Linked DNA regions of Homo sapiens: region 2 is linked to region 1. A link is an interaction called in ENCODE POLR2A ChIA-PET data of the cell type or tissue named here. Cell type or tissue: OCI-LY7. All regions are shown on one strand. Each heading gives the region's core, and the rest is flanking DNA. Links, peaks and the distances in the headings are about the cores only.

The links. Peaks named below come from ENCODE experiments on the same cell type or tissue, not always from the same donor. Only the 100,000 strongest peaks of a DNase experiment are listed, where the experiment ranks them.
Region 2: POLR2A ChIA-PET joins it to region 1 with 5 read pairs; 2 of 35 experiments call an interaction of 5 or more read pairs at or near these places.

Annotation. Positions count from the first base shown.
Region 1 is chr6:14,743,699-14,759,042 of GRCh38, reverse strand. No RefSeq gene overlaps it. Among named protein-coding and RNA genes, the nearest start is that of LINC01108, 470 kb to the right of the region's middle. RefSeq lists an enhancer at 14,733-15,344. In OCI-LY7, for the core only: no CTCF peak of the experiment used is centred there; no DNase peak of the experiment used is centred there.
Region 2 is chr6:14,542,793-14,558,136 of GRCh38, reverse strand. No RefSeq gene overlaps it. Among named protein-coding and RNA genes, the nearest start is that of LINC01108, 270 kb to the right of the region's middle. In OCI-LY7, for the core only: no CTCF peak of the experiment used is centred there; DNase peaks (open chromatin) are centred at 7,096, 8,096 and 8,556; H3K4me3 peaks cover 1,721 bases; H3K27ac peaks cover 1,550 bases.

The DNA of each region.
Region 1 (15,344 bases), core at 3,932-7,931:
CTTCGATATTGAAAACTCAGCCACTTAAAAGTGCATCTTATGACAACCATGTCATCCCCTCCAATTGCATAATAAAGAAGCTGCACACCTACTCGCTGGCTGCTCTTCTCCTGGCTGATTCACCCAGCAGGAGTGAGCAACTGACTGGCTGCTGCAGTTCACCAGCACTTTCACATACTGAGGTCTTGGCTGGGCTGACATCACCTGGTCGGTCTACCTTTGGATGAATGCAGGCGTGGGTTCGCCAGCACTACCAATAAACTAGGAAAACAAAACAAAACAAAACAAACAAAGGCTCCTGCTTTGCAATATTTGTTAATATCAAGCCATGTTGACATACTTTTTAATCTGTCAGCAGACAAACCCTGGAAGGTAGCCCACACTGTCAGCGTGTTAACTTGTTCTTGTTCACTGAGATGGAAATATTAATTGATTGGAAGGGATGTGTATTGGTACAGCTCTGAAAAGGAAGTGGCAGTGTGTGGCCCTGGTGTATGCCATTGTCAGCTGGAGAGAGGGATGGAGCAAGAGTGAGGTAACGAGGCCATTGCCCTCTCATGTAAATGCTCGGCCTGAGTTGCCCAACATGGCAGAGGCAGATTCTTGTCTTGACTTACAGTGTGGATATTGTTAGCACTATATACCCCTGCAGTTGGAAGGGCACTTGGAAGATCTCCTAATTCTGTCCTCTGCACTCAGAAACTTGTCTAGGTCATCTTCTGGTCTCTACTTGAAGGCTGCCTGCCTTCAGGTCCCACAGTTTGTACTTGGGTGGGCTGTCCCCAGACAGCTTTCCCTAGCAGAGCATTGGATGTGTTAGCCTACTTCTTAGTTCAGTTCTTTGAGAGGCCCCACCTGCCTAAGTGCTGAACATACCTGACCACAGTTACCAGGACACCTTCTTCCAAGCCACCAGCATCTCCTGCCTGAATTTTTGCATTCACTGGTATCCCTGCTTCTGGTCTTGCCGCCAATAATCCATTCTCCACACGGCAACCTGAGCGACCTTTTAAAAACAGAAATCAGATCATGTCACTCACCTCCTTAAAATTCTCCAAGAGATTACATTTAGAATAAAATCCAAATCCCATATCCTGTATTATGGGTTGAACTGTGTCTCGCCCAAAAGATGCTGAAGTCCCAAGTACCTGTGAATGTAACCTTATTTGGAAATAGGTTCTTTGCAGATGATTAAGGTAAGATGGGGTTGGTAGGTGGGCCCTAAACCAATATGACTGATGCCCTTATGAAAAAGGCAATTTAGACCCAGAGACAGACATGTACAGAGGGAAGACAATGTGAAGGCACAGGGAGCACAGTGTCTACAAAGCAAAATGCTTGAGCCCACGAGAAGTTAGAAGAAAGGCATGGGACAGATCCTCCCTTGCAGACCTCAGAAGGAACTAGAAATGCTGACACCTTGATTTTAGACTTCCAGTCTGCAGAATGGTGAGTTAATAAAGTTGTGTTATCTCAGCCACCCAATTTGTGGTACTTCATTACAGTAGTCCTAGGAAAATAATACAACTGCCTACAAAGGCTGGTGTGATGCAGGCCCACCTTCCTCTTTGTCCCCCTTAAACTGTGCTCATTCCTGCCTGCTGTGCTTCTTGACTAGGGCAGCACTACAGCTGCCCAAATGCCACTGGAAAAAGTGTGTGTGTCTAGTTTTCAGTAGTTAGGACTAGGGGCTTGACCAGCATTTAGTGGGAGGGAGGCCAGGGATGCTACAAATCCCCAAGTGCATGGAACAGTCACACATCATATTGTCACTGAAGCCCCATTGAGAATTACTGCACACTGGCCTTCACTCAGCTCTGTGAACCTTCCCTTTCACCCTACCCCAGGGCCTTTGCACGAGCTATTCATCTACCTGGACTGCTGTTCACTTACTCTTCACATGGTTTAGATAGCCTGACAAACATGATCTTCTCAGAGAGGCTTTCTCAGACTGTAAAGTACTCACTTGTTCACTTTCTTTCACATTAGTGTTTTGTTTTGTTTTTAAATACTCCTGCATAGAGAGCACTATCACTATTTGATGTTTTTAAATCGATTCTTCTTTTGTTTTGTTTTTGAGACGGAGTTTTGCTCTTTCACCCAGGCTGGAGAGAAGTGGTGTGATCTTGGCTCACTGCCACCTCCGCCCCCTGGGTTCGAGAAATTCTCCTGCCTCAGCCTCCCAAGTAGCTGGGATTATAGGCGCCCACCACTACGCCCAGGTAATTTTTGTATTTTTAGTAAAGATGGGGTTTTGCCACATTGGCCAGGCTGGTCTCAAACTCCTGACCTCAGGTGATCCATCCGCCTTGGCCTCCCAAAGTGCTAGGATTACAGGCCTGAGCCACTGTACCTGGCCAAACTGATTCTTCTATTTGCTTGTCTCTTCTGACTAGAATGTAAGCTTCATGAGAGCAAGCATGGTGCCCGGATGCCCAGGATCTAGAGCAGAGCCTGGCACACAGTAGGTGCTCTCATGTAAATGCTGAGTGAGTGAGTGAATCATGAGCTCTGAAGCTGGAAGCCTAGGAGAGCCTTGGGGGTCAGGGACAGAGGAAGGAAAGAGATGGGGCAAGAGGCAGGGCAGGGACAAAGAAGGAATTGGTGAATCGTGGTGGCAGGGCTGAGGAAGCACTAGTCAGGGCAATGGATTGAACACAATTGGCCTTCCCAGACTGAGAATGCAGCCAGTGTAAGGATTCCTGGAAGAGCTCTGGGTCGAGTACCCTCTCCTTCTCCTCATACAACAGGGATAGGCTTATGGAGCTCATTATCCCTACGATGGTGGAGACTGGGAAACGGAACCATCTTCCCTTGGTGTAGAGAAACTCATGGATGACAAGTTTTCTTTTAATAAGTTATCTGGATAATTGGGGGCCAGGTGGAAAACTCAGCTACAAAGTTGATGTTGAGAAGGACTCATTCATCTTTTATGGAACGCCCTTTCTTGTCTTTGCAAGAGCCGGACATTGTGTTAGATAGGATGTGGACTCTCCAGTGTGGCCAACCTGGCTTTTTAGGGACTAGGAGTTCTCTGGATTGAGTGTTAGCTCATTTCCTGGTTCAATTCTTTGAGAGGCCCCACCTGCCTAAGTGCTGCATATACCCGGTTACAGTTACCAGAACACCTTCTTCCAAGCCACCAGCATCTCCTGCCTGAATTTTTGGACTAACTGGTGTCCCTGCCTCTGGTTTTGGCCCTAATAATCCATTCTCCACACAGCAACCTGAGTGACCTTGTTTTTTTTTTTTTTGAGACAGAGTCTTGCTCTGTCGCCCAGGCTGGAGAGCAGTGGTGCGATCTCGGCTCACTGCAAGCTCGCCTCCCGGGTTCACGCCATTCTCCTGCCTCAGCCTCCCGAGTAGCTGAGACCACAGGCCACCACGCCTGGCTAATTGTTTTTTGTATTTTCAGTAGAGACGGGGTTTCACCATGTTGGCCAGGCTGGTCTCGATCTCCTGACCTCGTGATCTGCCCACCTCAGCCTCCCAAAGTGCTGGGATTACAGGCGTGAGCCACTGCGCCCGGCCCTGAGTGACCTTTAAAAAGCAGAAATCAGATCATATCATTCACCTGCTTAAAATTCTCCAAGAGATTACATTTAGAATAAAATCCACATTCTGTATTGTGTATTATGGGTTGAACTGTGTCTGCCCCGTCACAAGTTGCTGAAGTCGCAAGCACCTGTGAATGTAGCCTTATTTGGAAAGAGGAAAAGAGACAGAACATATATTCAGCAAGCTTCTTCAAGCACCTTCAAATTGGGTCATCTCAAAGTACATACGGTAATGAAAACAATGTAATGTTTTCCAAGCCAGCCGCAGCCCTTATTTTTTCCTCCGAAGTCCTCTATTTTACTCAGTTTGCTTTACAGAAAGTTTCATTTTCCATCTTGCGGCACCCTCGGAACTTCGGAGGTGAGAGATGCCGATGTTCTCAACTGGGCGAGGGCGGCCGTTTTGTTAATTCTCTTTGCGCTGCTAACTTGCTGGGTGACCTTAGTGTTTTAGTTAACCTCGTGAGGGCCTCAATTATTCTATAGAAAATTCGACGAGAATACGTTACACCACAGGGGACTGGTGATGAAGGAAGAATCCAATATATGTGAGAGCTCATGGAGGAACTTTCTGAGTCGACTTTCTCTGTCTTAGTTTTGTTATTTCAACTCTCCCCGCAGGGCCCTGTCCTCGGGGCAGCCCCTCTTCACCTCCCTGCCACCTCTCCCTCATATGGGTTTCCGAAACGTCACTCACCACCAAATTCACAGTCTGCAGTATATGTGAGGACTAATTCACTGTTGTTTGCTTAATATTGTGTTAACTCACTTTAAAAATTAAGTTGGTTTATTTAAAAAGGGAAAATTTGACTGGGCACAGTGGCTCATGCCTGTAATCCCAGCACTTTGGGAGGCCAAAGTGAGAGGATTTTCTTGAGTTCAGGAGTTCAAAACCAGCCTGGGCAACATAGTGAGACCCCTGTCTCTAAAAAAAAAAAAAAAAAAAAAAAAAAAAAAAAAATTAGCCAGGCATGGTGGCACACCCTTGCAGTTCGAACTACTTGAGAGGCTGAGGTGAGAGGATCGCTTGAGCCCAAGAGTTCAAGGCCACAGTGAGCTGTGATCATAGCACTGCACTCAGCCTGGGGGACAGAGTAAGACCATGTCTTCAATAAATAATTAATTAAAAGGGAAAATTTATGTCAGTATATATAATGACAATGAAATCATAAGTTTGTCAAGTATATATTTTTCCTAATACACATTTGTATTACTACACGATTATTAAAATGAAAACTCACCCCACTCTCTAGCACAGTCATTATGGAAAACAGTGTGAAATTTCCTCAAAAAATTAAAAATAGGACTACCCTATGATCCAGCAATCCTGCATCTCGGTATACAGCTAAAATAAATGAAATTAGTATGTTAGGGAGATCTCTGCACCCCCAGGTTCACTGCAGCACTGTTCACGCTAGCTGAGATATGGAAACAACTCAAACGTCCATCCATGAATGAATGGATAAGGAAAATGCGATATGTATGTATATGCATATATATGTCACATAAAGAATATTCCATGATATCTACATATAATGAAATGCTTTACATATATAAAATGGAATATTATTCAGCCATTAAAAAAGAAGGAAATCCTGTTATTGGCAACAAATAAATGGACCCGGAGGAGATTATGCTAAGTGAAACAAGCCAGGCAGAGAAAGACAAATACTGTGTGATCTCACTTATGGGTGGAATCTCAGAAAGCTGAACTCATAGAAGCAGAGAGTAGAATGGTGGTTGGCAGAGGCTGGCCTGGTGGATGGGCCAGGGTTGTAGAGATGTTGGTCAAAGAATATAAAATTTTAGTTAGATAGAATAAGCTCAGGAGATTAATTGTACAACATAGTGACTATAGTTAATAATAATATATTATATACTTGAAAATTGCTAAGATAGATTTTAAATGTTCGTATTACAACAAATGATAGGTATGTGAGATATTGGATATGTTAATTAGCTTGATTTAGCTAGTTGGAATGCCAGTGTATGCATATGTGAAAACATCATGTTGTACACCATAAAAATATACAATTCTTGTTATATTTATCAATTTAAAAAATTCAGTATCTGTGGAGTCCTGGCTTAAGGACTTCTTCCTCAACGACAGCTTCCCGAGCCTCCAGGCTACTTCAGTCCCCCTTATATACCTGTGCTTTTTCCTCTTTTGTGACACTCTTCACATCCTCCTGTAATTATCACCTCCTACTGCCTCTTCCATTAGAATGTAAGCTTGTATATCCAGGGTCTAGCACAGCACCTGGCACATAAAAGGTGTTCAAAACATTTGTGTGGAATTAAATAAAAATTCATCTCTGGCTGGGTGCGGTGGCTCATGCCTATAATCCTGGCACTTTGGGAGGCTGAAGCGGGTGGATCACCTGAGGTCAGGGGTTCAAGGCAAACCTGGCCAACATGGTGAAACCCCATTTCTACTAAAAATACAAAAATTAGCTGGGTGTGGTGGTGGATGCCTGTAATTCCAGCCACTCGGGAGGATGAGGCGGGAGAATCGCTTGAACTTAAGAGGCGGAGTGAGATTGCACCGTTGCATTCCAGCCTGGGCAACAAGAGAGAAACTCCGTCTCAAAAAAAAAAAAAAAAAAAATCTGCACCAACTTAGGTCTTTCTGTAGACCATTAGTGGGAAATTGCAGTGCATGACACCTTCTCTTTCTCTGTCTTTCAGTCCAGTGCTTGCCAATCTGGGGACATTTGTGGTACCTCTGAGCAGCCAGGTCAGAGCTTACTCCTAGGAGCTGGGGGACGCATAGTTAGAATTCTAGTCACTTCCTCTAATGGTCCAAATTTTAAGTATTGATATGTACAGAGAGTGAAGAGCTTGGTTAGGGCCATGGACTTCTCAAAGCTGTGAGTCTTGGGGATGAGTAATTAGTGGGTAATTGGCAACTTATTTTTCTGTCACAAAGACTTCTTTCCATATAAAGCATATTCCCACAGGGAGTGTTTTGCTCTTCTTGAAGATGATGTCTGGCCAGTACTTACATCTCCATGGGGTCCCCAAAGCAGGGCCTAAATCTTTTTACCTGTTATTCCCTTGACTTTTTACATCTGGTTCTATTAGAACTTTCCACAAGTTTCGGAACCACTGCAAAACAGAACTGTGCAGGCATGGTAGATGTCTTGGCACATGTCTGGTTGTGCATGGGTACTGAGTCCTTGACAGTGGTTTTCTAGAAAAATTGTGTGCTCCTTATCTATTTGCTAATTCCTTCCACATATCACAAGACTTTTCTGTAAATTCCCTCAGTCTTGACAAAGTTATCTTGTAGACCTGTGTAGTGATTTTGATGGCTGCACAGAGCTGTTTGTCTTGTTCAGAACTAAATTAATAACACTACGATGGCACCTACTTTAGCACCAAACTTCTTAAACTCTCCTAATATACGAATCAGCATGTCAGCGAAATATATATATATTTTTTCTGGATAAAGACAAGCCTGGTGAAATGGATTAGACATTCACATGGCATTGCATAATTCAGCATGCCGGTACGGTGCATATGATTTGCATTAATAGCCTGCACTGGAAGCTGCTGCTCATAGGTTTCTCTCATTAGGTCGAATATGGAAGATTCCAGACTGTCAATCAATTACAGTAATTTCCTTTTCCATATTTATTCCATCACCATCATTGACAGCTACCATTAAGTGACATTAATACAATACAATATCATCTTGCATTTCTACAGAGCATCTCAGGGTGCCTAATAGTTCCTCTTCAGCCAAGAAATCATATTACAAAGGAAAAAGTACCCTCATTCTCTAGGTAGAAAATATGCTGCCAACTCTCTTGGATAACGTGGGAGTTGCCCAAATCCCTGGGGATGCCCCTGACTTCTGGGCATGGGTGTTTATTTTTCTGTTGTCCAAAAATATTCAAGACTGTGACTCTACAGACTGGAGTGGCTTAGTGGGCAGGGATGACTTTCCAAGACGCATACCTGACCACACTTTCCACCTCTATTCAGCCTTGATTTAGAACACGTTTACAAGGCAGGGCTGGTGGGGACCCTTGTGGGGGAATTCACTTTCTTTCTTTCTTTCTTTCTTTTTTTTTTTTTTTTGAGACGGAGTCTCGCTCTGTCACCCAGGCTGGAGTGCAGTGGCGCGATCTTGGCTCACTGCAAGCTCCGCCTCCCGGGTTCACGCCATGCTCCTGCCTCAGCCTCCTGAGTGGTAGCTGGGACTACAGGAGCCCGCCATCAAGCCCGGCTAATTTTTTGTATTTTTAGTAGAGATGGGGTTTCATTGTGTTAGCCAGGATAGTCTTGATCTCCTGGCCTCGTGATCCACCCACCTCGGCCTCCCAAAGTGCTGGGATTACGGGCACGAGACACTAGGCCTGGCAAGAATTCACTTTCTTAGAAGGGGAGCAGTTATTGCATACCACTGCTTTGCAACAATTCCTCGCTCCAGGCCTCCATGGCCCCCCCGACTTGCCCCATCCCTTGAAATGCAATCAGCCACCTTGACTCAGTAGAATGGGGCAAAGCCCTTTTTTTTGCCAGACAGACGATTTGAATATGCTGTTGCCAGAGTTCCCATATTCACTCTTCCCCTTCTCTCTCGTAATCAGGGATTATCAGAGTTTTGCCACACAGAGGTCATCTCTGTTGCCTAGAAGTCACTAACTAAACATAGAGATTAATCTCTTGGTTGGTTTTGGGTGACATACCAGTAAGCTTTCCAGATAAGTATAGAATATACCGTTATATTTGAATTTCAGATAAAAAATGAATTGTTCGCATATATTTACTAAATATTGTATAGGACATATAAAAATTATTCATCGTCTATCTGAGATTCAACTTTAACTGGGCGTCCTGTATTTTTATTTGCTAAATCTGCCAGCCCTACCCATCAGGTGACTCAAAGGCCTAAGAGTTCAGCCAACAAAGCTACTGAGATCCTAGGAGAAATCAAATCAAGACAATATGTCTACACTGAACCAAAGTATTTGCAGAGTGCTGTGTTCACAGCTGTGGGAGATGCAAAACAGTGTCAGACTTGGTGAGAAAACAGTAGAGGAGAGGAATGGCCACAGGCCAGAGAGAGACCGTGGTGCTAGCACAAAAGCCTGGCTCAAGGACTACAGAAAAGCAAAATGGCATTTAAAAAAAGATTGTTTCCAGTAGTTTTATCTCCAACCTTTTATGATGGCTTCTTGTAATGGGAGCTTCCGCGTCACGGGAGAAGGCTGGAGAGGCTGGAAAACAAAGCTTTCTGACAAGGCAGGAGGCTTGTGGGCATAGCATGTACCCTAGTCCTTTATTGCTGGGATAAAGCAAACAGCATCTTGATTGACAACTGAGGGACGGTATGGCAGTAACAATCAATAGGCATTTGTGGGTTGGATGACTGACAAATTTTTGAGCAGGAAGAGCATGAGGAAGGATATTTTAGTAAGACTATCTTGGATGTGTTGTGGGAGAAACATGAAGGATACAAATCCCTTTTACTAACTGGGGAAAAATCAGCCATCTACCCTGACGGCTGTCCTGCACTGAACATCACCTAACACTGTCATTCTTCCTCCTCCAATCACATCAACAACTTGCTGTCCAGTTGTTCAGGGACTTCAAACAACCATGGCTATTATAGCAAGTATTGTGGTGCCATTTCTTCCGAAAACTGGGAGGATAATTATACACTCTGTGGGTGAGGGTGTAGAACAAACAAGAGGACAGATTAATGGCAGAGAGAGGACAGCGTTGAGAAAAGTGAATTAGAAAGCAGATTGGCTGGGAAAGTAGGGAGTCATTAAAACTTCTTTCTGATCAATTAATCTTTGGGTGGTTGGGGTTAAGGAACAACCTGGAATTCAGCCTCCACTGTGTGCCTTGAACTTCCATTCCTGTTATCTGTAAGGAAAACTTTATCCTTGTTTTAATGACTTTTCAAGCAGTTAGGAAACTTTGTCAAGAGTGTTGAGTGGCAAGGGCAGAGCCAGGATTGGAGGACAGGTCTTTCTTGCTCCAAGACGAGTTCTGGTTCCATGTCTGAAGGCTGCCCAGGCTCCCTGTGAAAAGGGGCTCTGCAAACTGCTCCTTCAGTCTCACAGAAGTGCATGCTAATGAGACTAACACAGACATCTACCCATCCATTGCTGTCAGTTGTGTGTGCTGAATTCTATTTTGCTATTTGAAATAAAAAGAAACTTACAGTCTGGATTGGGGATAAAGGAAAATGAAGATTTAGTCTACCTCGGTGATAGAGTGTAATTGCAAAGGGATAAATATATGGACTCACATCAGTTTTTCACTTCCTACAATGGCCAACCCTTCTGGAAAAAAACAGTATTTCAGGTAGTAGCAATGAGATTATCTGGCGATTTGGTAAAAGAGTTAAGCGTAACATTTTATGGAAAGAACTATAATCAGATGATAACCACAGGAAGAAGCAGCAACAGAGCAAAGAAAATAACATATTATCTTTTTAAAGACACCTAGATTTGTTTCTGAGGAGGATGAGGAGGCTTTCGAGATACTGAGAAGGGAAAAAGATATTAGAGCTGAGAATGATCTTTGTGATACTAAAAGCTACTTGAGGTTTGCGGTGGGGAATGAATGAGCTGACACCCGAGTAATAAACCTTAGGCTCTCACACGTCTCCACAGAGCCTGTTTGGAAACCAGGAAAGAGTAAGTGACTCAAGTATTCTAAATTTTAGTAAAAGAAGAAGGTAATCATCTCACCACCTCCCTTCCCCTCCCTCTTCCTTTGTGCTTGGTTTTCCTCAGGTTCTTCTCATATTAAATAATTAATATTTAATAAAAGGGTCACTCTACAACTATGCTTTTGCCCTTGTGCCAATCTTGAAGCAGGGCTCTATACTTCTGTGTTTTTCTCTCAAAGGAAGTTCACTCTCGAAAAGTGAGAATGCAAACTTTACTGAACATTTTATAAGGAAGACCGAAGAGGGGATTTACACCTCGTGATGCTCAGAGTTTAATTTCCCAAATCACCGTGAGAAGTCCCTCCCCAGTTCTATTCTCAGCTGTTGTTCTTTGGGTCTTTAAAATCTTCCACCAAGTAGCTTCTCAAATTCTCTGTTTTAGAGAAATCTTCCCTTCAGCCATGGTTCTTTTGCAGAAAAATTTCACTTCTCACCTCTCTCAGTCGTTGGCACCAGCCCACCCACAGACCTCGAAGCCCAGCATTCACTATGGTTTAGCAGAGGATTCCCCCTAAAAACTCACACTTTCTTTTGCAAGGCATTCATGAAACAACTGCTAAGAAAAATGAGATGTTTTTGTATTACCACAAGAACATAATTCATTGGGGAATGATACCTTGCAAAGTTTACCATATGCTTTGGGTTTCTTAATTTTTAGAATATTTGCTATCTTCTTATCCAAGCTTGGAGGTTGGGTTTGGTGGCAGTGGAGATAATTGAATTCTTGTCTAACCACATTTTCAGAATGACATCAATTATTCTCCCATTTTTAAGTGAATGTTTCCAAAGCATTCTGAATGGCTATTTACCCAGTAGCTGAGAGAGAAACTGGGATTTTGTTTTTTTAACTTCTCCATCTGTGAGGAGTGGCCAGCCATCTTTATTCCTTCTCTTTATGTAGGGGCTACCCTCTTGGGGGTTTCACAGTATTTCTTGTAAAGACCATGAACTTGGGCTGTCACTGTGTGATAACAATTCCTTTATGCCCACGACTGAATCTCAGATTCTGGCTGGGCGCTGTGGCTCATGCCTGTAATCCCAGCACTTCGGGAGGCTGAGGCAGGCGAATCCCTCTAGCCCAAGAGTTCGAGACCAGTCTGGGCAACATGACAAAACCCCATCTCTACAAAAATCTGCTGTTCATGGTGGCACAAGCTTGTAGTCTTAGCTACTCGGTAGGCTGAGGTGGGAGGATTGCTTGAGTAGGGGAGGTGGAGGTTGCAGTTAGCCAAGATCACGCCATTGCACTCCAGCCTGGGCACAGAGTGAGACCCCGTCTCAAATAAATAAATACATTAAAATCCAGATTCTAAGATGTTAGAATTACTACCTTAATTTTAAGGTTTTAATATTATTGATTGCTTATTCTCATGGGGACACCAGAGTTTGGTGATCCTGGTGGTCCGTATCCCTGGGGGAATTCAAGATGTTTGCTCAAAAGTTGGCTTATCAGCGTTTTGCTCCCTTTTGGCGCTTCAGCTTCCTGCAGCTTCGTGTAATTTGTGCATTAATAGTGCTCATTATGATCATGGGGGTCTTTTGATGTGAAAATCAGGCTTGATGTAGACTTGATATGTATTGGGATATTTCAAAGATATTTGTTAAATGCATCTGGAAAATTCAGGATGTCTGTTGTTGAGTTTCTAGACCTGTGCAGGGAACACCTTTCCAGAGGTCATTGTGTTTTGTATTTTGCTGCTCATTATTTTTCTTCCCTGAAGAACTGTTTTGTTTTGTTTTGTCACTTTCCAAATCTGAGTGAGTTCTTTTCTCCTTCCAACTCCCCTGCCTGTGATATTCTTTTATCATGTCATCATTATTTTATCAGTAATTCTGCTCACGCCCAAGAATTTTGCCTCTTCTTCCTCAGCTTACTGATTTCTATGGCATGTCTTTTTTTCTCAGTATTTCTTCCTAGGTCGGACATTTCCCCCAGTCATCCTTTCTCTCGCTTGATGCATGTCACATCCTAGGAAGCATCAGCTACTACATCTGCCCCCTCCTTTTCTCTTCCGTCCCCACCGGGCTTTCCTGGAGCTGCTCCTGCCACATTTACTCCATGTCTTGGGCTCACAGTGCTTCACTTCTATCCTTGTCATTCAGGGGTAACAGTTCAATGATCTTTCCCCTTCTCTGTCCACTGAGTTCATTTACAATTTACAATCCAAACAGTTTCTGGTTGTCAGCTTGCCTGACTGTAACCTTTAATATTTACCCTGCTGTCCCCTCCTCCAAACTTTCCTGTCATCTTTCATTTCTGGAGTTGTCAATATCTATCCCAAGTTGTTTATTTTTCTTTCTTTCTTTCTGTTACTTCCTCCCTCATCCTTTTTTGCTTGCTTTCTCTTGACTTTTTAATTTTGAATAAATGATAGATTTGCAAAAAGTTGCAATGATAGCAAAAATAGTGTGGAGTGGTCCTGTGTGCCCTTCACCCAGTTTCCCCCAATGATCACATCTTACATAATTGTTGTCCTGTATCTGAGCCAGGAAATTGACATTGGTACAATGCATGTGCATAGTTCTATGCCATTTTATTGCATGTGTAGATGCAACAAGATACAGAACTATTTAATCACCACAAAGATCTCCCTCATTGTAACCCCTTTATAATCATATTCTACTCACCATTCCTAGCCCCATGGCAACCATTAATCTGTTCTGCAGTCTATAATTTGTCATTTGGAGAATGCTATCTAATTGGTATTGCATAGTATATGATACATTGAGACTGGCTTTATAAAATTCAGCATAATGCCCTTGAATTCTACCCAAGTTATTTTGTGTATCAATAGTTCACTCCTTTTTATTGCTGAGTAGTATTTCATAGTATGGATGAGCCACCATTTACCTATTGAAGGACATTTTGGTTGTTTCCAGGTTTCGGCACACACATAATCTTTTTCCTTTTTAAAGATCTTTTTCCTCTAGGTTGCTGCTTTCTAAAAGGAACTTTCAGGAAAAGAAAAACTTTTGGGGGAGGAGGATTTACCCATTGGTTCTTTTGCCTAATTAAGGGTTAGGTTCAACCCACAGTGATTGGCAATGTAAATAAACTATTAATATTTTCTTTTCAGAAACAGCCTTGCTTTTGACATCCTGTTCCAATTCTTGGTTGTCAGTAAATGCCCTCCCTGCTTGTCTTGTTTGTCAGTGAATACGTTAAATTTGACCTCTGTGGAGGTGTTCCAATATAAATTTTGATCACGAACAAAAATCAGGTTTAGTTATTTTAAGTTAGGATGTTAATTTAAAGTGACTACATTGTTACAAGAGCTTTGGTGCCTGTTCAGGAGATCCTTAAAGTTATTTCTGGCAAAATGTATTGAAACTAGGGGACTTTAGAACTCAGACCTCAAGGGAAACAGGACAAGCTGAGTTTTAGCTGTTTGACTGGAAGGCTGGGTCAGCAAGCAGCCTCTGCTTAAAAAAAAAAAAACACATGCTCATTTTCCAAATGAGTTTAGGCTCAATATTTTGTTAACCCTGCATATGTTTGAGAGGGAACTCCTGAGCGCTGGCTGGCTGAGCTGGTTTTATCTTGGTTCTAGTAAATTAGTAGATTGGCCTGACATTTTTGGCATGCAGTAATGAAGGTTGTCATAGGTTTCCTTTCTGTGAGCAACTTGGCTTCCTATTATGTTTGAAGATTTCACATATTTGCATAAACTGAAGTTGAGGTGATTATATGGGAGAGAAATAAAAGTGCAAATATTTAAATATTACAGGATATTTTAGAGTCTTTTAGGGTAAAAAGGGGATTTAATATATGTGAAATGGAAGTTTGCACTGGCACATTAAGACTTTCTCTCTCTCTCTCTCTCGCCCAGACTGGAATACAGTGGCATGATCATGGCTCACTGCAGCCTCAACTTCCCTGGCTCAAGGGATCCTTCTGCCTCAGCCTCCTCCGTACTGGGACTACAGGCATGCACCACTGCGTATGGTTAAATTTTTTTTTTTTTTTTTTTTTTTTTTTTTTTGAGATAGAGTCTCTCTCTGTTGCCCAGGCTGGAGTGCAGTGGCACGATCTTGGCTCACTGCAACCTCCACCTCCTGGGTTCAAGCAATTCTCCTGCCTCAGTCTCCCGAGTAGCTGTGTTTACAGGCACATGCCACCACGCCCGGCTAATTTTTGCATTTTTAGTAGAGATGGGGTTTCGCCATGTTGGCCAAGCTGGTCGCAAACTCCTGGGCTCAAGCAATCCTCCCTCCTTGGCCTCCCAAAGTGCTGGGTTTACAGGTGTGAGGCACTGCCCCTGGCCGCCTTCTTTTTTTTAAAGTCCTCAAGAAATTAGAAATTTTGATAATGAAAACAATAATCAGAATCTTTTCTATTTTATGAAATTTCTAGGTCTTTGCTTTGCTGGTAACATTCAATTAACATCTTTGTGAAAGTAAGATTGCCCCTCCAATGCCCCCAGCCTCCTATTCCCCACTTCCGATTTCCACTGCTCCTTAATGTGTGGGAGATGATAATGCCTTGTATACATATAACTTATGCCTGGAGGAACAGAAAACAGTTTGAACACTTTGTCTAATGAGTCCCTAGTTTTCCTCAAGGTAGGCGGAGGAAGGTGAGCTGCACATGGGCCCAGTGGATCTCTGCGTGACAAGCACTGAGTCACCAAGTGAGTCACTGGTGAGGCGGGAGGGAGTGGTCCACCCAGGCTAGCATTCTCAGGCTAGCGCTCTCAGAATGTTTTCACAATATCCCAAGGTCTCCACAAGTGTTTCATGAGGTTACTGTAAGATTCATGTATCTCACAATCAAATCAGAATGAATTCGAAACAACAAAGCAAAAAGACAAAACCACAACCATTTGGGGAGGATTTCTTAGGACACCTTAGAGAACAGATCATTCTAGGGCAGTGTTGTAGCTCAGGAAACTTTGAGACACAACTCTTTTTATCCACCTTCCTTCTTTCTCTTTCCTTCCCCCTTCTCTCCTTTCTTTCTCAATTTCTGATGGGCCCAATCCTGGAACGAGGCCATTTAGGGAGACGAAGTGGGGAAGTACAGCAGCTCTGTTTTCAAGAGAAGTTACTGGTCAACATTCTTGGCCTTCTTTAGCAATACCATGAGCCCA
Region 2 (15,344 bases), core at 5,363-9,362, 200 kb after region 1:
GTGTACCTCAGAACTTCAAGTAAAAAAAAAATGAGGTGTAGCTATGGCCACACTGACCTGCAGACATTCATGATGGATACACTTTTTCAAATGTTAATAGATAATGTATAATGCACTAAGATTTTTGTGAAAAGACAAAAAACTACTTGAAAAAATATCTTCAAGGATATACATTTGGAGGTTAATAGTGACTGTTTAAAGATGGTGACATTATATAATTTTTGCTTTTTTCTTTATGCTTTTTAAAATATCATCTGAATTTACATGACTTCTGTTATCAGAAAGCAAAAGAAAACCTTGTTCATGCCTCTCAGAGATAATCGAGTTTATCCAGTCCAGCCTCCTTATTTTATAGAGGAGGAAACTGTGGCCCAGAAAGGCGGTCGTTAAGATTTTTGTGGAATTTCTGAAAGTCACTGTGATGATCGTGTTGGTGCTTGCATGGTACCAAGAGGTTCACATGAAAGAGGAACACTGGGGGATGCTCCGCAGCATTCACTCAACCAGCAATTATGGCTCAACCTTGGCTCTTGTGCTTGACATGGGAGGAACTCTGAGAAAACTTGGAGTGTAGTCTCTGCATCTCGCAGCTTGCTTTTCATCTAGTAACTAACAATCACAGCAGTGAAGCCTTCCCAGCAGGGACGCTCCCACCTCTGAACCCTCTCAGTGGTCCCTGCTGACCCACCTGGAGTTTGATCCACCACCCCCCTGAGTTGCTGTTCATCTCCGGGTGGATGCTGCAACCATCCCCACCCACACCACCAAATGTAATGTATGCTGAAAAAGAGATTTGCCCTGTTTCATGTCTCTACATCTTCAGCAACTAGAACACATTTGTGCTCATGCAGGGCAAGTAATAGAACACTGGCCTGTAAAATGGAGAACCCAAAGCAAAAATCCTGTACAACATTGTGAATATGAAAGGAAAGCATTGGTGTCCCTGTGTGATGTGGTCCATTGGGGAACTGGATTCGCTTTTCTCAGGCTCAGGAAACTGGTCTGATTCTGATTCTGTTTTGTGTTGGGTTGCCAGGAGGAGGGGATGATGGAGGCGGTTCTTCCATAAATCCAGGCTTGGAGATACAAGCAATTCCTTTTACTTCAATAGCACTGGTGAATCATCTATTGGAACAAGGTTTTTATTCTCCTCACCTTTAAAAAAACATATCTCCATAAAGCATTTGTGACGAAATAAATTTCTTGATGGTCTGGTGTTGACAGCTGGTATTTTAGGCGCCCTGCTAATGCACTTTGTTTTGCCGCAGTGTGGTCTCAGGAAGCCTAAAGCTAAAGAGAATTGAGAGTGGTCGCTGGCAAAGACCTCTGCTAATGCAAATGTCCCGAGAAGCTGACTGTTCATCTCAGAGCTTGGGAGTAGGGGTAGAGGTAGAGACTTTATAGGCTTGGTCCAATTAGGACCTGAGTTATCGGGTCCAGGCCTTGAAGGAAAAGACAGACACAAATGCAATGCTGCTCATCTTTGCTCTGGAGGGTGCCTGTGAGCTGGCAATATCTATGTGCAATATCCAGATTTTGTGGAAAAACCCTAGAAAAGCCTCTGAGTTTGTCCAGAGCCCTGTAGCCCAAAGCCTATTCCTTATCCTCCCACCCCCAAAACTGGGTAGGTCAGAGCCTGTTTCATGCCTTCTTTGCCCCTACTTTTCCCAAGCCTGGGCTTTAGAAGCATACTCTTTTGCATTCACAAATATCCTCAGAGATTGTCTTTAACCAGTAGAGCAGCACTGAAGCTAGGAGCTGAACAAGATGGAAAAGGGTACCACATTATAAGAACGAGGATCCTGAGAAAGACCATATCCAAAATCGCCTGTCCACACATGGACACCAATGCCTGGCATTTCCCTCTACAATCACACAGCCCTTTGTTCACTCATAGTGTCAGGCATTGCGTGGCCAAGGATTTACTAGAAAACAGATCCTCATAGGACATAGACAGGCTGATGAAGAAGCAGATATTCATCAAAGGGTTGCAGCGATAAATGCATGGTTTAAAAACACAGTAAGTGCACAGTGGAAAGGTACATAGTGCCAAAGGTTAAAAAGTAAGGGTGTTGGCCGTCCCATGGACATCCAGGGAAGGACTTGTCATTCATGCTTGTTCCCTTTAGTTCAAGGAACCGATTCCAGTTACAATCAGCACAGCCCGTCTAGGGTGGGGCCTTCAAGAACGAGGAGAACAGGTCTGTGATTTGTTGGATGCCTGCTTTGTGATGGGAGCTTCACATTCTCATCCACATGATTCTCAAAAAGCCCAGGAACGTTGGGCCTATTACCCATGACAAATGAAAACCTAACTTCAGAAAGGAGAAGTGAGTTGCCCATGGTCAAATGCCTTGTGAGTTACAGAACAAAGATTTAAGCCCAGCCACATTTTAGCCAGTAGCGATTTGTTTACTCCTTAGTGGAAAGGGATCATCTGAGGAACTGTTTCTCTTCTGGAGCATTCAGGAGGACTTGGAGGGCTGAGGGCAGGAGGAGTGAATGGGGTTCCCAAAGAAGAAAGGAGGAGAGAAAGGATGCATAATCAAGACTCTGATCAATTTAAAGTTAACTTTGGATTTCACAGCAGTGTCAGTCCTACCTGATCCAACCGTCTGAGGGTTAAATGGAAAAGTATAAAGCTCTTGCCATAGGTAGAACACGCACTGCTCTGATGGTTACAGGGGGCAGGGCATAGTAAATGTGTTGACCCACTGGCAGGTACAAACACCAGCTAGTCAGAAAGGATGGCAGCCTCGGAGCCACAGGAGGCCCTGCTGCCCCGGCGTTAACCTTCAGCCTTTGAATCGGAGGTCCTAAGGTCCTGGAGAGAGGAGGCCCCCAGGATAGGGGACATGGGCTAAGGATGGGAGGTGAGGGACAGTGTCTGTTTACCAGGTGGTACAACTATATTTCAACATTTTAACAACCGCACCTGGACCCACCTATTGAACAACAGCCCCGGTAACTGTTATTTTAATTACAGTTTAGCCAGAGGTACAAACAAAAACAAATCAACCCCCACCGCAAACAATATATCAATGCCTATTATTTGGAATCTGGCCTGAAGTCTTGTCTTATTTAACCCATAGAGTAATTAAAAAGAAATACAGGCCAACCTTCAAAATTGAGTAGTTTTACAGAAGAATTCAAAAGTCTGTTTGCCTTGTAAAAAGCAAATCACAAAATCTAGCATCTTAGGGCCCACAGTTTGCATGTGGCAATGGCCACCTGGAGCTGAGGAGAGGCTGCACCCTTATACAGGGTGGGCTTCTCCAGGGTGATAGGAACCCTAGTTCACCCTGTTGTCTGCCTGGCCTTGGGGTCCAGTGTGGGTGGCCATTCAGACTGCACCCTTGTCTCATCACAGAAAATGATTTCCCAGGCTGGGCATGGTGGCTCACACCTGTAATCCGGGCACTTTGGGAGGCCAAGCAGGCGGATCACTTGAGGTCAGGAGTTTGAAACCGCCCTGGCCAATATGATGAGACCCTGTCTCTACTAAAAATACAAAAATTAGCCAGGTGTGTTGGCATGCGCCTGTGATCCCAGCTACTCGGGAGGCTGAGGCAGGAGAATCACTTGAAACTGGGAGACAGAGGCTGTAGTGAGAAGAGATCACATCACTGCACTGCAGCCTGGGTGACAGAGTGAGACTCCATCTCAAAAAAAAAAAAAAAAGATATGAAAATGATATCCCCAGGCCTAGTGCCTATGTCTATAGCAAAATAGCAAGAGAGGGACAGAAGAGCCTGAAGAGCAGGCTGTTTCAGGAAACTTTCAGGCAAAAGTATATTTTCTCATGGAATAGAAAACTCTTCCTACTCACTTTTCATATCACAAAATTGTGTCTTGGCCAGAACACCAGACTCATCTGACTTTACTCACTGTGCCCCCTACCTGGCTTTCCTGGGCCTCTGGGCTTGTGACCCATCATGGACCATGTTCCACTTGGCTCTTCTGATGCTTCCTCTGCCGCCTGGCTTGCATGGAACTGGAGACACGAATCTGCATTTTAACACAGTGATCCTGCTGCAGGTGGTCCAGGCATCACACTTGGAACAGGGCTTGGCAAACTCCTTCTATTAAGGGCAAGACAGTAAATATTTGAGGCTTTGTGCACCCTGTGGTCTCTGTCACAACTACTCAACCCTGCTGCAGTAGCTCAGAAGCATCCACAGACAGTATGTGAACAAATGAGCCCGGATGTGTTCCAATACCCCTTTTTTTTTTTTTTAACACAGGCAGCAGGCAGGCAGGATTTGGCCCATGGGTTGTGGCTTGCTGACCCCTCTAGAGCAGGGGTCCCCAACCCCTGGGCCACGGGCCACTACTGATCTGTGGCCTGTCAGGAACCAGGCCACACAGCAGGAGGTGAGCGGAGGGTGAGTGAGTGAAGCTTCATCTGTATTTACAGCCGCTCCCCATCACTTGCATTACCAGCCGAGCTCCGCCTCCTATCACATCAGCAGCGGCATTAGATTCTCACAGGAGCGTGAACCCTATTGCGTGTGAGGGATCTAGGTTGTGGGTTCCTTATGAGAATCTAATGCTTGATGATCTGTCATTGTCTCCCATCACCCCCAGATAAGATCATCTAGTTCCAGGAAAACAAGCTCAGGGCTCCCACTGATCCTGCATTATAGTGACTTGTATAATTATTTTATTATGTATTAATAATAGAAATAAAGTGTGTAATAAATATAATGCACTTGAGTCATCCTGAAACCATCCCCCCACCCCTGACCCCTAACCACTCTGGTCCATGAAAAAATTGTTTTCCACGAAACTGATCCCTGGTGCCAAAAGGGTTGAGGACTGCCGCCCTAGAGGATGCATGAGATAACCGAAGATAGTGTCTGGCACATGGTGGTATCTCAGCCCCAGCTCCTCACAAAAGCAAAGCTTGAGACAAAGACTGCCATGCAGGCTGAGTGGCTTATTTAGGAAACATAGCCGAGACAGGGGCACTAAACAGGGAAGGAGAGAGATTCAAAATGCAGATGTGTCATTGAGTTAGCTGCCTCTAGGGCAACTGGAGGCTTGCTCCCCAGGACTCTCTAGAAGCGTGATGGAACATGTCTCAGAATCTCTTCCTCAAGGGGCATAGATGTATGGGATTGTTTCTGTCCTGTATTGACCAAGGTCTACCCCTAGGGTTGTCAACTCTTTCTCATTGCTTTATCTGTATGTGGGCTCTGCAGAGGTTCTAGAAACAGAGGTGCTGGGGACGAACGTGAGAAACATGAGGTATGTGCCTACGGTGAGGCATGATGAGGCTGTGCCTGCAGGAAACCTACATAAAACCAGTTGTTGAGGCAGCAACTGGAATTGAGAGCGAGGGATTTGAAAAGCAGTGGATGGATAGGTCTGGCTCAGTGACCATTCATTTATGCTGAGGTCAATTGTGATGCGGTTCATTATTCTTAGGAGGGAACCGAGGGGGACAGCAATGGTTTTCAAGCTTGTCACGCTTGGAAATGGTGCCATGTGGTGAGGCCTCATGGAAAAATCAGCTGTAGAGTGCCCTTTTAAGAACTGCTAAGCACTAGTTGATTAAAACATGTAGACATTACTTGTTTCTTTTTAATTTCCATCATATAGTTTATTTACGTAAATATTTATTAAATGTAAATCATCGTAACAATCCTGTAAGACAGTGATCATCATTCCTATTTTACAGATAAAGCTTGAGCACAGAAAAGTGAAATAACTTGCACAATGTAACAAATATTTCCTTTTTTGCCTTTTAATTTTGAGACAAGTTCTCTCTCTGTTGCCCAGTCTGGAGTGCAGTGGCATGATTACGGCTTACTACAGCCTTGACCTCCCAGGCCCAAGTGATCCTCCCACCTCAGCCTCCTGAATTGCTGGGACTACAGGCATGTGTCACCACACCCACCTGATTTTTAAGAAAAAAATTTGTAGAGACAGGGTCTCCCTATGTTGCCCAGGCTGGTCATGAACTCCTGGGCTCAAGCGATCCTACCACTCTGGCCTCCCAAAGTGCTGAGATTACAGGCGTGAGCCACCGTGCCTGGCTACAAATATTTCTTGTCTCTTTGTGTGCTAGGTGCTTCAGTTACTAACTAGCAGAGGGAGATTTTAAATCCAGGCCCTCTGATTCTATGTTCTTTGTTTTTTCTAATAGTGATTTGGAAGGGAATGGAGAGACCACTCACCACTTCTTCTTCTCCTTCTCCTTCTCCTTCTCCTTCTCCTTCTTCTTATTGAGATGGAGTTTTGCTCTTCTTGCCCAGGCTGGAGTGCAATGGTGCAATCTTGGCTCACCACAACTTCCGCCTCCTGGATTCAAGCGATTCTCCCGCCTCAGCCTCCTAGGTAGTTGGGATTACAGGCATGCGTCACCACACTTGGCTAATTTTGTATTTTTAGTAGAGACGGGGTTTCTTCATGTTGGTCAGGCTGTTCTCAAACTGCCGACCTCAGGTGATCTGCCTGCCTCGGCCTTCCAAAGTGCTGAGATTATAGGGGGAGCCATCGCACCCAGCCCAGAGACCATTCACTTCCAACCTTTCACCCAGTAAAATAATTTCTCTTGGTGTACCCCTGGTGATGAGGGGAATGCTAACTTACCTGTCAGCTCATTTTATTTCTAAAGTGTACTTAGTATTCATTTACATCTTTCATCAACCATTGATTAGAAGCAATTTGGACATAGGAGAGGATATCCAAGTCATGGTTACGTGGTCCAGAAGAGAATCATCCACCCAGCAATTTGCATGGCATGTACGGGATCCTTAAAGCAAGGCCACTGGGTAGAGAGGGATCCTGAGAGGCTGAAAAGCAGGTAAAGGAGGGTGAAGACAGGTAAGCAGAGCTGTGCAGTAGCCTCAGAAGTTCAGACTCTTGGGAAAACCGTTGTCTCCCTTAAAGGCATGTGACTCCTTTGAAAGTCACCCTTGTTGAGCTTGGAGAAAGTGCTGGAGAAGAGAATGCTACTGGATTCGCTCCACCAGAGCCCTCTGAGTCACACTTAAAATTAGATGGGGCAGTAAGAGTGTAGCTCAAGGGGAACTGTATCTGCCTAAATTAATGCTGACCTTGTTGGAATAACTCGCACTCTTCAGTATCTGCAGCTGTGGAGTCCCGAGGGAGTTGTCTGGCTACATGTGATTTTACATATCTGACAGCTAAGTCAGAGATCCAAATGCCAAATCCTGCACTCAGGAACATTATGTGGATTTGTGACACTCCCAAGGGGACTTTGGATCCATAAAGCAATGAATGGATTACAATGAGGCATAAATATAGCATTTTCATCTGTGACATACAATCTTGCTCTATTATTTCTCACATTGTTATGTGAAGGAAATCTATACCCACTCTCTCAGGTCTGTTCTCAGAAATTAAAAGAATGAAAAAGAGGTCTAAGAAAAAAAAAAAGCCTCTTGATGCATCAGGAATAAACTAAGAATAGGGTGTGGTAATTCCATGGAGGTAATTTGCAATATAGGGTAAACTCTGAGATCACGCGCATTATCAGGAAACAGCGATCTCAGGCCAGCATGTCAGCTCAGTCACCAACTAGCCAGTTGGCTTGGAGCAAATCACTTCATCTCTCTGGTCCTCAGTGTCCTGATTTGTCCAGTGGACTTCAATGTTAAAGGCATGTACTCTCAAGAATGGGCAAGATGATCCACTGTGTGGTGCCAGAAGAAAATATTAGAACTTTTTTTACACTTTAAAAATGTCTAATTTTGTGTATGTTTTTAAAATGCCCATTTATATTAGTACACATCTATTGTCTATAAATGAATAAATAGGCATATATTGGAAAGTTATATGCAAAAATGCATTCCTGCTAAAAGCATGGGAACAAGAAGTTTGGAGGCCACTGATTCAACCCATCAAGGTTCTACTGTAGATGGGAAGGCCCCTTTGTATCTGGTAGTCCATGATTCTGTGAATTTGAGAATTCTCTCACTTGTTTTCCTGAGATCCCCCACTCCCCATCAGGGCTGAGTACATCAGCTGTCCAAGGAAAAAGTTGTGTGCCCATTTGCGATGCGCCACAGATGTGTGGGCTCAGAAACCACAAGATGCTATTAGTGGACCTCTTGAAGTTGTGCCTTCCATATCAAGAGTCATGCAAATAATTATAATAACTTTCATTTGCTTCGTACAAGAGAGCTCACAAATCAGTTTCATAAGTAATTTCACATATGTTTCACTGAGAACTTCAGAACAGGTATTTTCCTAGGTATGAGAAAAGAGGTACAGAAACAGCTACCCACCTGGTATGCGACAAGGCTGCCACCCAAATTCTGCTCTCCTGATAAAGATTCCAGGGCTCTCTGCACTTATAACCAAGTACAAATACGCTCCCTGGATCCCAGGGGGAATTAGGTGGTGGTGTGTGAGGAGAGCAGTGTAAACGCAACCCCCAGCTACTTACAAAGAACGGCAGTGCTTGGGGCCCACAGTGGGAGGATCAATAGCATCATTCGTGTGTACACAAGACCTCCCATTATTCAGGGAGGCCTGGCAGAGGGAGAAAAGCAGATGCATGGGCTCCTCGTGCCACCAGCTGTCATGGCTTGCTACGCTGCAGTTCCTGACAAGTGCTGTTGTGACAGTCTCTCTACACAGTTGCAGGGAGCAGCTTGATGGGAACAGCAGCAAAAAGCCTTGTTTACAGAGGTGTGAGAGAACAAAGAGCACGTATATACTTAAGAGAATGTAATTTCAAGGACTTTGGTCCTGCCAGGTGTGGTGGCTCTGGAGGACAGCAGGTACTACCACATCTGTGAACTGGTCACCCTGTGCCCTGCCAGGAAATGGGACTTGAGGTGCAGGAGAGAAGCTTTCCCTGTTCCTTGTCTTCATTCAGTCTTGTGATAATGACCTGCAGAAACGTTTATCCTTTTTCCTCTAAAGTGGCGTTATGGCAGCTAAGACGTGTAATATTTCACCGCTAACCATGATGGCTCTTACGGGGTTGTAATAGAATTTAAATGTTTGTTTCCTCCTCTGCATTGCAAATCTCTTAAGGGTAGATATCCTGACTTGTTTATTTCTATATCCCCAGACCTTTCCCCTACCGAGTCTAACCCATAGAAGATATGTAATACTTGTCTATTTAGTGAAGGAACTGTAAATATATTTACATATTGGCTGTCCTTTTGGGAACTTCTTTTTTTTTTTTCCTGCATTAGCCTTAAAGTAGGACTCAACACATTAAAATTCACCATAAAGGATTACTTTAATGAATACTTGCCATGATGCGTATCACCAGCAGAGGATTACTATCAGGGTATGTAAAGAATGCCTACAAATCGATAGAGAAAGACACATACTCCAATTGAGAAATGGATGGACCAGCGATTAAACAGGAAATTCAGAAAGAAGGAAACCTAGTCTATACAAATATGAAAAAAGAAAGATTTCCATATTTGTAATGGCAGAAATGCAAGTTCAAGACACTGTAATGCTATTTTACTCCTTTCAGAGTAGCAAGCATTTTAACAACCTGATTTGTTGGCAGTGCTGTAGAGCTGTGAATTCTCTTACCAATGAGTGTACCTTGATACAACCCTGTGGCACCGTCAGGTACCATAGGAATTGTGCACCCCCAGCAGAAATTCCACTCCTAAGATACATTCTACCAGTTTTTCTCAACCATTTATGCAGAGAATGAAGCCCTAATGTCCTGGGGCATCCATTGTGTGAAATGAACTAACTTCTCATTTCTACATCTAGAATGATGTTAGTGATATACCATCCATGGGCAACTTAAAAAAATACTCATTCGAACCATCTTCTGTGTTCTGTGGTTTTGAAATTTTGCATTTATTATTTTTGGACTGCCCTTGACCATGGGTGACTAAAACATTGGAAAGCTAAACTGCGGATAAGAGGAAACTACTGTATTATTATACATTATAATATTAAGTATATTATACATTTATAGAATATATAAAATAATCCATATATTAAAATAGAATACATATAATTATTGTTATTGATATATTTATTCTTTATATTAATCCTTTTATTTCTCTGTGTGTAAAAATAGGTAATTTCAAGAATGTACCATGTTAAAAGAATAATGAAATATACCCCCACCAGTCCATTTGTACTGATGCAGTTGTGATGAATGACTCCTCTTATGAAGGGAAAGAAGTTTTTCTTTCCTCAAGTTTTTCTTGAGCAAATTATTTTAGACAGAATCTGATCATTTCACTCCCCAGTTCAAAAATGTATGCTGGTTTTTGAGTGCTGCTCGACAGAGTCTAAATTCTGAAGTCTGGTGTTCAAAGTGCTCCACAAGCTGGGTCCAGACCAATTTAGAAGCAGTGCTTCAATCTCTTGTCTTCAAGCACTTTACATTCCATTCAGATTGGAGTGTTTGCCATTTTCCAGACATACCCCCATGCTTTTCCATTTCATGCTGTTGCTGATCCCATTTTCACTTCCTGAGAACTCCTTCCCTCATTCATGCAATTTGACGTTACATACCAAAGCCTTAATAACATGCTTACTCTTTGACACAACAATTCTACCAGAAAAATAATTCGGGTTGTGCGTAAAGATTTAGCTTGAGGATGTTTACTCTAGCATTGTTTCGAATGTCAAAATATTAAAACTAACCTTAATGTCCTCAGGGGATGTTTAAATAAATCCACTGCACATGGAACACAGTGCGTAAAAGCATAGGCTCTGGAACTAAAAGGCAGACTACCCCAGCCAAGTCCCTGTTCTGGAACATTCTAGCTCTGTGATCTTAGCCTTTCTGTGTCTGCATATTCCTAATCTGTAAAATGGGAATAAACCAATATTTCCTTCACAGAGTTGTCAGGGGGATTTAATGTGTCAATATTTGTTAAAGCACTTAGAATACTATCCGGCATATTGTAAATTCATTTGTAATTGGCTGATGTTTCTCATCCATAAACCCTTGAGGTAAGGAAATGTTGCAGTCTATTTTGATGTCCTGGTTAAACCTGACATTGTACTAAGAATGAGTAAGGGTTAAAGGCAGGAGGGGTGGTCCAATCTTTTGGCTTCCCTGGGCCACACTGAAAGAAGAAGAATTGTCTTGGGTCACACACAAAATACACTAACACTATTGCTAGCTGATGAGCTAAAAATAAATCACAAAAAAATCTCATGATGTTTTAAGAAAGTTTATGAATTTTGGGGGGCTGCATTCAAAGCCGTTCTGGGCTGCATGTGGCTTGCAAGAGTGGGTTGGCCAAGCTTGGTTAAAGATATATGCAAGAATCACCGCCATTCTAGCTGAGTGCTTTTTAATTGGGGGTTCTAAAGTAGTGAATTTGAACTTGAATAATTCGTGGCAGGTGGCAGGAGAGTGAAGTAGGAGAACCCCAGGGTTGGAAAGTGAGTTTTATAAGGAAAGTATGAAGAAACTGGTTTGTTCTAGAAAGCCAAGTCGCTCTAGAAGGAGTACGGAGTAATAGATTATTAGAAGTACTTGGGTTCTGGAGTTAGAGCAAGCCACTCTAAACTTGAACTGTACCACTAACTACGTGGGTGGCTTTAGGCCAATTTCTTTCACCTCCAGCCTAGGGTTTCTCTTCTGTTGAAGAAGTGCAATAAGATCCACCCTTATGAGCTTATCGTAAGGTTTAGAAAGAATAAGTAGTTCATGTTCCTATGTTCCAGGCACTGGTCTAAGCTCTTTTCATATTATCTCACTTAATTCACACAACATCCCATGGGGTACTACTGTGGGTTGAACTGTGTCTTCTGAAAAGATCGTATTGAAGTCCTAATCCTAGGTACCTGAGAATGTGACCTTATTTGGAAATAGGATCTTTGGAAATGTAATTACATTAAAATGAGGTCATACTAGGTTACGATAGGTGCTAAATTCAATATGCCTGGTGTCTTGTAAGAGGAGAAGGCACAGACACAGGGCAAACATCATGTGGTGAGAGAGGCAGAGATTGGAGTGATACAGCTGTGAGCCAAAGAATGCCAAGGCTTGACGGCCACCACCAGAAGCTAGAAGAGGAAAGGAAGGAGTCTTTCCTGGAGCGTTCAGAGAGAGCGCATGGACCTGCTGACACCTTGCTATGGAACTTCTGGCCTCCAGGACTGTGAGAGGATAAATTTCTGTTGCTTAAGCTGCCCAGTTTGTGATGACTTGTTTCAGTTGCTCTAAAAAACAAATACAGATACCATTATTTTCCCTGTCTTACAGATGGAGAAACTGAGGCAAAGAATAAGCAAGTAACCTACCCAAGTTCTCACATAACTAGTAAGCTAACCAGGGTTTAAAAGCAGGGCAAACTATGGAGTCTGTGCTCTTAATTATTAGCTGATATTCAGTTGGGTTCTGGGTGATTTCATCATTTTCCTGGGGAACACAAAGTTTTTATTTTCAGCTCTTAAATGTTGATATACTTCACCATCCACCATCCCCAAGAGGCATTATTCTGTGGAAGGAGAGTGATCTCGTCACATGGTTATCTGAAGTCCTGTCCTCATTAGCCCAGCTGAGTCTACGTTCAAATCATGCAACTTTTACAATATTCACACAGCCAAGCTTCCAGCCCAGCTGGGTCACAGCAGGCTGGTGACAGAGACTCTTCCTCCATGGATCTTGGGTAGAATCCTCAAATGGCTTCTTCAGGTGATACCAGAGAGAGGCCTACCTCCTAAGACTGGCTGTGCTTCCTCTAATAACTGTATCACAGCAACTATGGATAAAGCAAACTGCTATAGGCAGAATATTTTACAGTGACTGTTAGAGGGCCCTACTGACTTAAAGAGAGAACAAGAAAGAGAATAAATGAAATCTGAATTACTCCCAAATTCCATTTCATCCAAAAGCTTTACCTTCCTCTTTCATCAAAATGATTTTCTCAACTGCAACCATTAGAAAGATTTTCAGATTTCAGCATCATATGTATTTACTTCTCTCTCTCTCTCTCTCTCTCTCTCTCTCGATACTCAGGAAAATGCATGCCCGAGAGAAGAGCAGAGGCAATCCAAAACTGGATTTCCAGTCTAGAATCTTCTAGGTTTTTCTTAATCAGTTAAACCTTAAAAGACACAAAAGCTTACTAAGCAGCTACCATCTATTTTTCTGTTTCTTTTGGCCTGATAATCTTCAGTTTTACCAAGAACCCACCCCCAATCTGATTCCCTTGAGAATGTGCACTGGCTCTTGGCTTTTGGATGCAGGGCAAAGAGAAGCTTATTCATTGCCCTCTGCAGGCACCAGGCTGCAGCAGGTTGTTATTCAAGTTGATAAGGCTTCCATCCCTGGGGAAAAACTCCATCTTGCCAACCGTGACCCTGACTCAGGGTGTAAGCTGAGCCCAGGCACACCTGTACATCTGACAGATGAGGCAGGCTCTGAAAAGCCTCTGCTGACAAGCTTATCGGAGTGCAGACACCTGCAGAGGGGCCCACACCTTTCTTGGTGAGGGCTCCAAAAGCAGCCTTGATTCATCAAGTCTGTGTACTCGGTTGAAGAGAGATTACTTGGAGAATCAAAAAGGGGTTGAATTATGCCAAGACCAAAAATCATGCTTGGAAGGAAATATAGCCATTCATTCATATCATGGCTCTGTTTGATGGAATTCGTTAACATACCCTTCACTGGGTTTTGTTCCAGATAAAATCCTATCTTTGTCTTGGGGAGATAAGGGTGAGGACAAAGACAATTTAGATTGATTAAGCCTACTATGTTGCCTGGCACAAGAGGAGGTGTTTTATATTTAGCATCCTGTTTAATCTTCCCGAGAACCCATGTGATGAAAGTGCTGTTATCTTGATTTTACAGAGAAGAAAACTGAGCCTTAGAGAGCTTAAGTCACTTTGCAAGATTGCACATCTAATTAGTGGCAAGGCAGGATCTGAAAGGGTTCTCCCAGCGTTTTATGTCCACTAGCAGCTGTTCCCAAGCATACGAACTCAGGAAACCCAAAGCCCAGGGGTTTGGGGACAATTAATTATGTTTGTGGTCCTTCATGAGTGGGGCTCATGTTGCTATGTGTTGGCTGTATGGGGGAAGGTTGACCTGAGGCATGACCCTGTTACCCAGAATTCCAGGCAGATGGTGCAGAATGGCCCGGAATGGCCCAAGTCAAAGCTGATAAGGATTGCTGTTGGTCTCTGTGCTCGCCTGAACTAGAGGCAAATGATCCCAACATATCAATTTAGAGGCACATCAATTTATACTCTAAAGCAGTGGTCCTCAACTGGGGGCAACTTTGGCATCCAGGAGACATTGGGCAATGTCTAGAGACATTTCTGATGGTCACAACTGGGAGGGAGTGAGATGCTACCAGCATCTAGTAGAAAGAGGTCGGGGATGCTGCTAAGCATCTTACAATGCACAGAGAAACCTCCTGTATAAAAGAATTATCTGGTGCCAAATGTCAGTAGTATCAAGATTGAGACACCCTGCTTTGAAATACTATCCCACCATATACGTGAAGTTCTTAGCACAGTGACTGCTACACAGCGATCAACAAACATCAGCTTTGTCATTATCGATCACCAGGTTCCAAGCATTCGTATGTGAAGGCTGAGTTGACGATTTTTGGTAGGTGATCCCTGGGGTCCTCCCTGGGGAAAGCAAGGAGGAATGGGATGCCTTCCTCCCCTTGGTGACTGCGCAAGTCACCCACTGACACCAGTTCTCATTAATGCGTCAAGCTCCTTATGAATCAATACTTGAAGATTTTTGCTTTTATTTTTTAAGTAGAGTTGGCAAGGTGTGTGGCTAGCAGTGGGTGGCATGTACTTATCTCTGAAAAGATGTTTATTGAGTGTGAACTCTAAGACATTGGCAGAGGGGAGTGCTCCAGAGGTAGCATCTTACAGCACACAGCTGCCCGGGGGAAAGAGCTCAGTCACTGGAGTCAGACCAACTTCTCAGAGCCGCCATGTCCTAAGGTGTAAAACAAGAGCCATAATTCTTACTTTCAAGGGTTGGCGTGAGAATTAATTGAAGTAATGAATGTAAAGTGCTTAACACAGCAGGTGGCATAATGAACACTTTCCTGGTACCTCTCATCAGGAAGAGTAGGGCAGGCTGGCCTCAGAGGATTGGCAGGGGGACAGCTTCTAAAATGGTGACCCCAGTGCTTTTTGGTGGGCTCTGTTCGCCTCCCCCCTGGTCACCACATACCCAGGCAATACTTAGAGTACCCAAGGAGTGAGCAAGGGGATGTTGGCCACGACCCTGTTCTCCTGCTCCCTGCCAGGGAGGCAGCTGTGGTGCAGGAGCTGATGCATGACTCTCAGTTCCACCCACACGCTAGCTCTGTGATGCTGGGTGAGTCACTTATGCTGTTTGAACCGGGATCTCCTTCCCTCTACAATCGATTACATTTGCTACT